2 separate regions of the Homo sapiens genome follow, and region 2 is linked to region 1. The links are chromatin loops, found by intact Hi-C in ENCODE. Cell type or tissue: Caco-2. All regions are shown on one strand.

Region 1 (5,000 bases):
CACTCGGCTCCATGGAGTTAGATCCTGGTGGAGAGATGAGTAAGAAGCAGTGAGATGAGCAGTCACGCTCAGATGGTGAGGAGTCCGTGAGGAACCGCAGGGCAAGGCATGGGCCGGAGGGGGAAGCAGAGGTGGTCAGCACTCGCCTGCGTATTGAATTCTGAGCAGAGGGAGCCGCGGGGAGATGGGGGGTGGCAGGGGCAGCCTGGTCTGGGAGAGTAGAGTGGGGGGGTCCTGGGGTCAGAATGAGCCCGATGCCGGGGGGTGGGGAGCACAGGGCTGGGGCAGTCCTGGGGGTCCTGGTGCTAACTGGGCTGCAGAGCTCGACTGTCCTTGCAGACATACCGGGACGCCATGAGGAAGTTCCCAGCAGAGGAGCACCGTGAGCCAGTCTGCTTTCCTAAGATTTGGCTTGGGCTGTGGATGAAGGGTCCAGGGCGAGGTGTCGGGGAGGATAGTGGGGGGTGCTGGGCCAAGTGGGAGAAGGAGTGCCTGCACCCGGGCCCACAGCTGGGGTCTGCGGGGCTGGTCCCTGGGCTCGTGGCCAGTAGCAGATCTGAGGGGGCCTGGCAGTAGTTGGCTTGCACTGTGGGGGGACTGCTGGGCTCTGTCAGTGTCACCCATTGAGACCCAGAGACAGCTGGGGAGGAACCGGCTTGGGGAAGAAGAGATGGAGGAGTCCTGTTTGAGCATGGAAAAGGGAAAAGCCTGGAGTGGGTGGTGAGAGCCACGAAGTGAGCTGCAGGGAGAGGTCAGGACGATGGTGTAAATTTGAAGACAACAGCGTGAAGTGGAACCACACAGGGAGATGCTGTGGAGGACCAGAACACCCAGTCACTGTGCTGGAGCTGCAGCCTCAGAGGCCGGGCGGGCAAGGCAGAATGAGCAAAAAGACACTGAGAGTGGACGCACGCAGACACTGTAACAGAGAGAGAGAGAGAGAGAGAGAGAGAGAGAGAGAGAGAGAGAGAGAGAGAGAGAGAGAGAGAGAGCCCACAGCTGAAATGGAGTGCTCAGGAGGAAGAGACAAGGAGAAAGGAAATCACAGTGAGGGGGCAAGTCCCAGTGAGGAGGGGGCAAGAGGGGGCAGGTTCCTGTCAGGAAGGGACTAGGTCTCAGTCAGGAGGGGCAGGTTTCGGTCAGGAGGGGGCACGTCCTTGTCAGGAGAGGGCGGGTCCCAATCTGGAGGGTGCAAGTGCCTGTCAGGTGGGGACAGGTTCCAGACAACAGGGGGCAGGTTCCTGTCAGGAAAGGACTAGGTCTCAGTCAGGAGGGGGCCCGTCCCTGTCAGGTGGGGGCAGGTTCTTGTCAGGAGGGGGAAGGTTTCACACAGGAGGGGCTGGTCCCTGTCAGGAGTGGGCAGGTCGCTGTCAAGAGAGGGTAGTTCCTTGTCAGTAGGGGGCAGGTCCCTGTTAGGAGGGAGCTGCTTTCAGTCAGCAGCCAGGTTTCAGGCAGGAGGGCCAGGTGTCTGTCACGAGAGGGCAGGTCCCAGTCAGGAGGGGGACGTCCTAGTCAGGAGGTGGCAGGCTTCAGTCGGGAGGCAGCAGGTCCCTGTCAGGAGAGGGTAGGTCCCTGACAGGAGGCGGCAGGTTTCAGTTAGGACAGGGCAGGTCCCCTTCAGGAGAAGACAGGTCTCAGTCAGGAGTTGGCAGGTTTCAGTCAGGTTGGGGCTGGTTTCAGTCAGGTTGGGGCTGGTTTCTGTCAGGAGGGGCAGGTCCCTGTCAGGAGGGGGCTGGTTTCAGTCAGGAGGGGGCTGTTCCCAGTCTGAAGGTGACAGGTTCCAGTCAGGGGAGAGCAAGTTTCAGTCAGGAGGGGGCAGGTCCCAGGAGGAGGTGGCAGGTTCCCCCCCAGTCAGTAGGAGGCAGGTCCCCCCCCAGTCAGGAGGGGTAAGTTGCAGTTTAAAGAGTTCGGGTCCCTGTCAGGAGGGGGCAGGTCCCAGCCAGGAGGGGCCAAGTTTCATTCAGGAGGGGCAAGGTCAGTCCCTGTCAGCAGGGGGTAGGTTTTAGTCAGGAGAGGGCAGTTCTCAGTCAGAGGGAGTAGAACCCAGTCAGGAGGGGACAGGTCTGAGGCAGGAGGGGACAGGTTTCTGTCAGGAGGGGACAGGTTCCAGTCAGGAGGGGGTAGGTCCCTGTCCGGAGAGGGCAGGTTTCAGTCAGGAGGGGGCAAGTCCCTGTCAAGAGGGTACAGGTTTCGGTCCCTGTCCAAAGGGGGCATGCTTCAGTCAGGAGAAGGCAGGTTCCTGTCAGGAGGGGACAGATCCCAGTACTGAGGGGGCAGGTCCCTGTCAGGAGGGGACAGGTTTCAGTCAGGTGGGGGCGGGTTTCTGTCAGGGGGGCAGGTCCCAGTCGGGATGGGGCAGATTTCAGTCAGGAGTGTGCAGGTGCCTGTCATGAGGGGACCAGTTTTATTCAGGAGGGGACAGGTTTCAGGCAGGAGGGGACAGGTCCCTGTCAGGAAGTGGCAGGTTTCAGTCAGGAGGGGGCAGCTTTCTGTCAGGAGAGGGCAGGTCTCTGTCAAGAGGGGGCAGGTCCCCATAGAGGGCTGTGTCCCAGCAGCCAAGTGAAAGAAGCTTTTTTGTAAGGGTGTGTTGGGCTGTGTCAGCGTCTGTCAAAAGATTGCGTATGTTGAAGAAAAATGAAATCAACTTTGGATTTATTAGGGTTCATGTCATTGGGTGAGATGGTTAGAGCTGTTTTCATCACTAAAAATAAAAGTTGGTTGGAATTAGTTTATAGTATTTGGTAAAGTATCAACTAGGGACTTACTATTAAGCAGAAAAGAATGACAAGAGGGAACTAGAAAGAGGGCAGTAACTTTAGGGGTAGATAAGGTGTGTGATTCTGTGTGTGTGTGTTTCTTTGGTTTGGTGTGTTTGTGTATGTTGTGTGTTTGTGTGGTGTTTGGGGTGTGTGTTTGTGTGTGTTGTGTGGTGTGTCTGTGTGTTTATAGTGTGATGAGTATGTGTGGTATGCTATGGTGTTGGTATGTGTAGTGTGTATCTGTGTGTATAGTGTCGTGTGTATCTATATGTTTGATGGGCTATGTGCGTGTTATTTATAAGGTGCTGGGTGTGTTGTATTTGTGTGGTGTGTATGTGTGTCTAATGTGATGTGTGTGTCGTGTGTATCTGAGTGTAGTGTGATGGATGTGTGATTTTTGTGTGTATCTGCATATATAATCTGTGTGTGTGTGGTGTGTGCGTCATGTCCTATGTGTGGCGTGTGTCTGTGTTTAATGTGCTGTGTAGGTGGCATGTGTCAGGAGGGGGTAGGTCCCTGTCTGAAGGGGGCATGTTTCAGTCAGGAGGGGGCAGGTTTCAGTCAGGAGGGGGCAGGTTTCCGTCAGGAGGGGGCAGATTCCTGTCAGGAGAAGGCAGGTTCCTGCCAGGAGGGGCAGATCCCAGTAAGGAGGGGCAGGTCCCTGTCAGGAGGGGACAGGTTTCTGTCAGGAGGGGCAGGTTGCTGTCAGGAGGGGCAGATGTGTGTGTGTGGTGTCTGTGTGTCTGTGTATAATGTGCAGTGTGTGGTGCATACCTCTGGTGTGTTTGTGCAATGTGATTTGTGTGTGTGGTGTATGTGTGTTTGTGTGTACAATGTGATGTGTGTGTATAATGTGATGTGTGTGGTGTGTGTGTGTAATGTGATTTGTGTGTGTATAATGTACTATATGTGTGGTGTGTGTGTGGTATGTATCTGTGTGTGGCGTGTGTGTGATGTGTTATGTGTGGCGTGGTGTGTCTCTATATAATGTTCTGTGTAGGTGGCGTATGTGTTTCTGTGTATATAATGTGATTGTGTGTGGTATGTGTTTCTGTGTATAATGTGACATGTGTGTATAATGTGCTGTGTGTGTGGTGCATGTGTGGTGTGGATCTGTGTGTGGCGTGCATGTAATGTGCTATGTATAGTGTGTGTGTCTGTGTATAATGTTCTATGTAGGTGGTGTGTGTGCGCCTGTGTGTATAATGTGATTGTGTGTGTGTGGTGTGTGGTGTGTGTGAGGAGGGAGTTTCCCTGTGTAATGATACAAGTCCACAGGTGAGAAGATGGGATCATGGAGGCAGCAGATCTTTAAAGAGGGGAGTGGGTTAGGATCCCGGAGTCCAGGGAGGCTGTGGCCTTTGATGAGAGGAATGGACGAGATCTGCTGGACACTGAGGTGTCTCCACAGACATCTTGTCTGCTGGGCTGGCCACACAGGGAGGCCTCAGTCCACACCTCCCACATGCTGTTGCATATAGCGTAAGATCTTCCATGCTTCACATTATAACTACTTCCTGTCTTCTTCTTAGGTATAACATGATTTCAAAAGCTAAAGTCTGTAATTTTCATGCTGTCTGAAACGGCTTCTAGTAGAATTTGTGATAAAATAATTTGAGTTTGGGTTTGAAAAATAGAAATAACATTTGGAGAAAAGTATGCCTTGTGGCTAATGATGTAGTGTCTAGACATCATTTTATGAGTAATTGTGCAGTATTTTTCCTGGTAATACGCGACTTTGTATTTTCCTAGTTCCTGACGTCAGTCGAAATGGAGATCCGTTTGTAGCTACCTCCATCGTGGAAGCGATTGCGACTGTTGACAGAGCTATAAACTCAACCCGAACACATTTGTTTGACAGGTATCGTGGGGCTGTAAACACGCTGACCCTCAAATCACTGAGCTTTAGGGTGAAGGTGGGAGTGATTAAAGAATGCATGCAGTTCTAATATATGAATTTTGATTTGATTATCTGATGATCAAAATGTTTAATTTAAAAATCATGAACAACATGGGCATCTGAGTTTTCTGGGGGTTGAAATAACAGAAGGATGTGTGCTTTTCAAATAGAATTTGGCTATGATCCACAACCAAAACATTCTTTGAAAATTTCAACTCATTCCTTTGGCTTATGACTAAATGATTTGGCAAAAACAAATAGTTTAAAAGTCATTAGTGTATTTGTTCACGTTGCTGATTCCAAAGCAGTTTTTCTGCATCTTATGTGAAATGCAATATCTG
Region 2 (5,000 bases), 95 kb before region 1:
CGTCGTGGGGGCTTACTCAGCCCATCTGTGTCTCATGTTCCTCTTCTGCGTAAACAAAACAGTAATTCATTTTCAAGGTTCATGATTGTTGTGAAGATTGAGACAATGATTTTTATTAATTTATTTTATAATTTTTATAGCTTTAACAAACTTTTAATTTTGAAATGATTGCATACTCACAGGAAGCTACAGACACAGAGTGCTTCCCTGCTGTTCACCAGCTTACTTTATCACAGGTGAACCCCCAAATCGGGGCTCATCCCGGGAGGTCACATGGGTTCTTAGTGTCATGCAGGAAGGAATTCAAGAGTGAGAGGACAGGCTGGGCACAGTGGCTCACGCCTGTAATCCCAGCACTTTGGGAGGCCGAGGCAGGTGGATTGCTTGAGGTCAGGATTTTGAGACCAGCCTGGCCAACATGGTGAAATCCCATCTCTACTAAAAATACAAAGATTAGCTGGACGTGGTGGTGCACATCTGTAATCCCAGCTACTCGGGAGGCTGAGGCAGGAGAATCGCTGGAACCCGGGAGGTGGAGGTTGCAGTGAGCTGAGTTCATGCCACTGCACTCCAGCCTGGTGACAGGGCGAGACTCTGTCTCAAAAAAAAAAAAAGAGCAAGAGGACAGAGTGAAATCAGGTTAATCAAGAAAGTAAAGAAATAAATGGGTGGTTACCGCACAGGAATAAAAGGGTGGCTATTTTTATGGTTATTTCTTGATTATATGCCGAACAACAGGTGGATTATTCATGAGTTTTCTGGGAAAAAGGCAGGGAATTCCCCAAGAACTGAGAATTCCTCCCCACTTCAGACCCCATAGGGTAACTTCCAGACGTTGCCATGGCGTCTGTAAACTGTCTTGGTGCTGCCAGGCACGTCATTGAGCATATGCAAATGCATTATGATTAGTGTATAATGAACAGAGGTTTCTTTTGCCACCATCTTGGTTTTGGCTGGCTTCTCTCCCACATCCTGTTTTATGAGCAGGGTCTTTGTGATGTGTCTCTTGTGAAACCTGCCCTGTGACTTCCTAGCTCACCTTCAGTGACAACATTTCACCCGGCCTACAGGGCATGTGCAAGAAGAATGCGCCACAGCTCAGAGCCTGGGGCCAGACACGCATGAGCTCTGGTGTAACACCTGCCTGAGAATCCTGGTGATGGATGCTCTGCTTGCTGTCTCTGTGTCGCTGCCCAGGGCTGCAGAGCCAGTGCACAGATGCGGCCATTCACTTAATGTGGTCATCCAAGCAGCTTCTATCCACGTGGCTTTAAAAACATTTTTTAAATATATATGTTTTATCTTTGTAAAGACAAGGTCTCACTACGTTGCCCAGGCTGGTCTCAAGCTCCAGGACTCAAGTGATTCTCCCATCTTGGTCTCCCAAAATGCTGAGATGACAGGTGTGAGCCGTCACGCTTGGCCTAAGTGTCTTGCATTTAAGACTGTGTTTCCACCTAACTGTGAGTTTCTCAGGGTCTCTGCCCTTCCTTGTCTGTTTTCATTGCCCGCTCACTTCCCTGGAAGCTGGCTGGGTGCTGTGCTCACGCTGGATTTTCCAGGTCCAGTCTCTGCCCTTCCTTGCCTCACCTGTCCTGGGGAACCAACCTCTAATAGGGAATTGCCCAGTCCCCGTTACCGCCTGGCTTCCTCCTGGGTGACCAGGGGATGGCATCAGCCTCAGTGGCTCCACATGCCCTCCCTGCCCTCCCAGCCATCCACCTGCAGCCATGGCCCCTGGCAGCCCCTCCTGCAGTTATAAATCTAGCTAGGTGAGGCTCACACGTTCCTCCCCCCGCCTTCCATGGCCTCCGAGGGTGGGGGCATGGTGGAGATGCTTGGTTGCTTCCCTAACTGCCTCACCTCTCAGTCGCCCAATTAAACTCCCTCCACTGTAACCCTGAAACCCTCTCGGTGCTTCCCCCTCCTGCAGAGGCCTTGGCTAGCCCCAGCGCGGCTCATGGAAGGCAGGAAGCAGACCCTCTCCCCGAGGGTGGACAGAGGGTCGCCCACCTCCGCACACAGCGTGCCAAGGGCCTGGGCTGGGGAGGCCTCTGTCTACACCCAGGACCCCTGTTGGGGAGGGGGTTATTAGCGGGACCCCTCTCCCAGACATGAGCCTTCCACCCTCTGACTTCATCACCTAGGCATGCAGAAAGCCCCTGTTGGCGCCTATCTGAGAAAAATGTGGAATCTAAGTGTGCGGCTTAATTTACATAAAGATCCCATGGGGGAGGAGCAGTGAAGATGTGACTCTCACAAGGTGAGGACCCTCAGGACCCCTCTTCTCTCCACTCCTGGGCATGTCCCGGGTGCCTGACCCGGTGCTCTGGCGGATGGAGGGACCTTTGGACAGAGAAGTGGTGACTCTCCATGCTTAGCATTTAAATTCTAGAATCTCATCTTTCTGTGGCTGAACTGAACACAGTAAATTGTGTTCTGAGCCTGCAGCTGCCTCTCACCGTGGGTCTGCCAGGAGCCTGGTGCCCTGCCCGGCTGTCCTTTGCTGTGGTTGAGCTGACACTGACCGGGAACTCACTGGGAACATGGCTCTGACCCACTCACCTGAGCCTTGTGACATCCAGCAAGGGGGACAAGCCTTTTCCATACGACCTCGGGCCCCAGCATGAGCACCCAGGAGAAGATCTCAGCGCAGCTCCTGCTGTGAGCTGGTCTTCAGACAGCCGCCGCCATGGTCTTCACGGGCCTGCTGTCCTGGCACCCTGCCTGGCATGCTGTAGCACACAGGGCAGTGTGTGCAGAGAAGGGGGCCCGGGACCAAGTGTCTCTTCACTCACTGCGTCTAAGTACTATGTGTGACAACGAAACAGTGTTCCTTGGCACAACTCACACCTGGAAGGAGTGTTTGCTGTGGGACAGATCACAAGACTGGGGGCGGATAACAGGATTGGAAAGTGGCCATCAGAGGGGGTGAGAGTATTTCACCTGGGCCCGGAGAACATGAAGCTTAAGCTGTTGTGCTCCTGCTCAGACAATTCACCCGCAGACGCCGGGCTGGGGAGGTGCGAGGCTTCTGTGGGCCTCTAGAGGGCAGACGCAGGAAGCCGTGAACAAAACACACGGCTGCACATTCAGCTCCACAGGGGAAGAGCTCACCACCAAAACCTCATTCTTTCAGGCCCAAGTCATTGCACTGACCACCCCCTGCCCAGACTCCCCTGCCAATGCCACACACATGCAAACGAATGCTATGCCACTCGGGGGTCTTCAGGGACACATAGGATGGGGTCCATAGGATGGATCCGTGGATGGGGATGGGGAGAAGGGAGGGAAGGAGGGAAGGGATTGGGGGAAGAAGGAGGAAAGAAGAGAAGGGAGGGAGGGAGGGAGGGGGGGAGGGGGGGGAGGGAGGGAGGGGGGGGAGGGAGGGAGGGAGGGGGGAGGGAGGGAGGGAGGGAGGGAGGGAGGGGGGAGGGAGGGAGGGAGGGAGGGAGGGGGGAGGGAGGGAGGGAGGGAGGGGGGGAGGGAGGGGGGGAGGGAGGGAGGGAGGGAGGGGGGAGGAGAAGAATGAACGAAGGAGGGAAAGAAGGAGGGAGGGATGAATGGATGCAAGGATGAGTACATGTATGAATAGGTGAGTTGATGGGTGGATGGATACATTGATTGATGGATAGATTTTTTAAATCGGCTCAAGTGATTGTGGGGCCAGCAGGTCTGAAATCAGGAGCTGAAGCTGCAGCCTTGAGGCAAAATTTCTCCTTTTCTGGGAAACCTCAGGTTTTGCTCTCAATGCCTCCACCTGCTTAGACAGGGCTCACTCACATCATCAAAGGTCACCTCCTCCACCTAAGGTCAACTGATGATAGAGATTAACCACAACCGCAATACCTTCAGAGCAATGTCTAGATGAGTGTGGCCACGTGGACATATAAAAGCAATCACCACAGGTGACTTGGGAGATGCCTGTTGAACTGGAAAGAAAAGCCACCAATTCGTGATGCCCTGAAATGCTCCTGTGGGTGGCAGCAGGTGGGGAGTGTGGATGTCAGGTACAGGCCGCCGTGTCTGAGCGAGGGTGGACTACACACTAGGGAGCCTCTGGGCCACTGGGTGACACTCTGAGAAGTGTCACTTGAAGGTGGCACCAGCGCACTTGGAAGGCATTGAGTATCTGCAGTCACAGGGCCCCTCCTCACGATGGAATGTCCATACCCAGCACTTCCCCTGGAGTTCTGTTGAGATGCTGAAATGACCTCATAATCATTATTATGATGTTTCTGATGATTTCTAAACTTGAGCAAACTTAAAGCAGAGAATGCAGAGGTCTTTTCCAGATGTTTCTAGTCTTTGTCACCCACCCCAGCGAATGTCAGGGCAAACTCAGAACTGCAAGGCTGCCCAAGAGTCCACCTGATCATCTGGGGCTGGGCAGTAATGCACGCAGTGTAGCACATGGTACACTTGTTTTCACCCAACAATGACTGTTCTAGTCCATCCCCGAGGGCTCTTGGCCTTGACAGGGAGCTAGGCATGGAAACCTTGTCCTGGGGCTGTGTGGGGTGGGCTGTAGCACTAGAAGGATATTCACACTGGGAAGACGGTGGGAACCAGGGCCTGGAGGGGTGCACAGAGGGAGCCACCCAACTGAGCAGATTCTAGAAGGTTCAGTAGCAGTTTGCCAGGAAATAAAGTTGAAATAAGTTGATGTCTGGTGTTTGTGGAGAGAAGGGGCTGGAAGAACAGACGCAAAGCCACCGGAGATGGTGGCCCCAAGCCCACCCCATTAGGCAGGGGGCTGAGAGGTGCTTGCATACAGCGGTGGCAGGGTCCGAGCTGCGGCACATTCTCTGTGAGCTTCATTCTCTGTGATGAGCCAGGCAGACCCAAAGGCACATGCCCAGGAGGGGTCTCAGTGGTGGTCCAGGGGCCAGAGCTCTGCCAACAGCCATGTGGAAGGAACAGTGCTCAGCACAAGGAATTAACAGGATCCTGTGACTGCTGTATTTAAGGATGGGGTAGGGATTGAGGTGAGAATGACC

Evidence for each region. Peaks named below come from ENCODE experiments on the same cell type or tissue, not always from the same donor. Only the 100,000 strongest peaks of a DNase experiment are listed, where the experiment ranks them.
Region 2: a loop joins it to region 1, with 2.7 times the contacts of the local background. A loop is called at or near these places in 33 of 110 quality-filtered maps.

The regions. Positions count from the first base shown.
Region 1 is chr2:1,654,020-1,659,019 of GRCh38, reverse strand. It overlaps PXDN (peroxidasin), which reads left to right. Exons shown (of 23, transcript NM_012293.3): 15 at 4,512-4,620. Among named protein-coding and RNA genes, the nearest start is that of LALTOP, 31 kb to the right of the region's middle. RefSeq lists an enhancer at 863-1,524. In Caco-2, CTCF peaks have their summits at 2,231 and 2,438 (motif pointing right); DNase peaks (open chromatin) are centred at 1,489 and 2,469.
Region 2 is chr2:1,749,040-1,754,039 of GRCh38, reverse strand. It overlaps LOC124907724 (a long non-coding RNA gene), which reads right to left and starts at 3,313. Exons shown (of 2, transcript XR_007086189.1): 1 at 2,566-3,313; 2 at 86-1,268. RefSeq lists an enhancer at 2,260-2,760. In Caco-2, a CTCF peak has its summit at 3,041 (motif pointing right); a DNase peak (open chromatin) is centred at 3,029.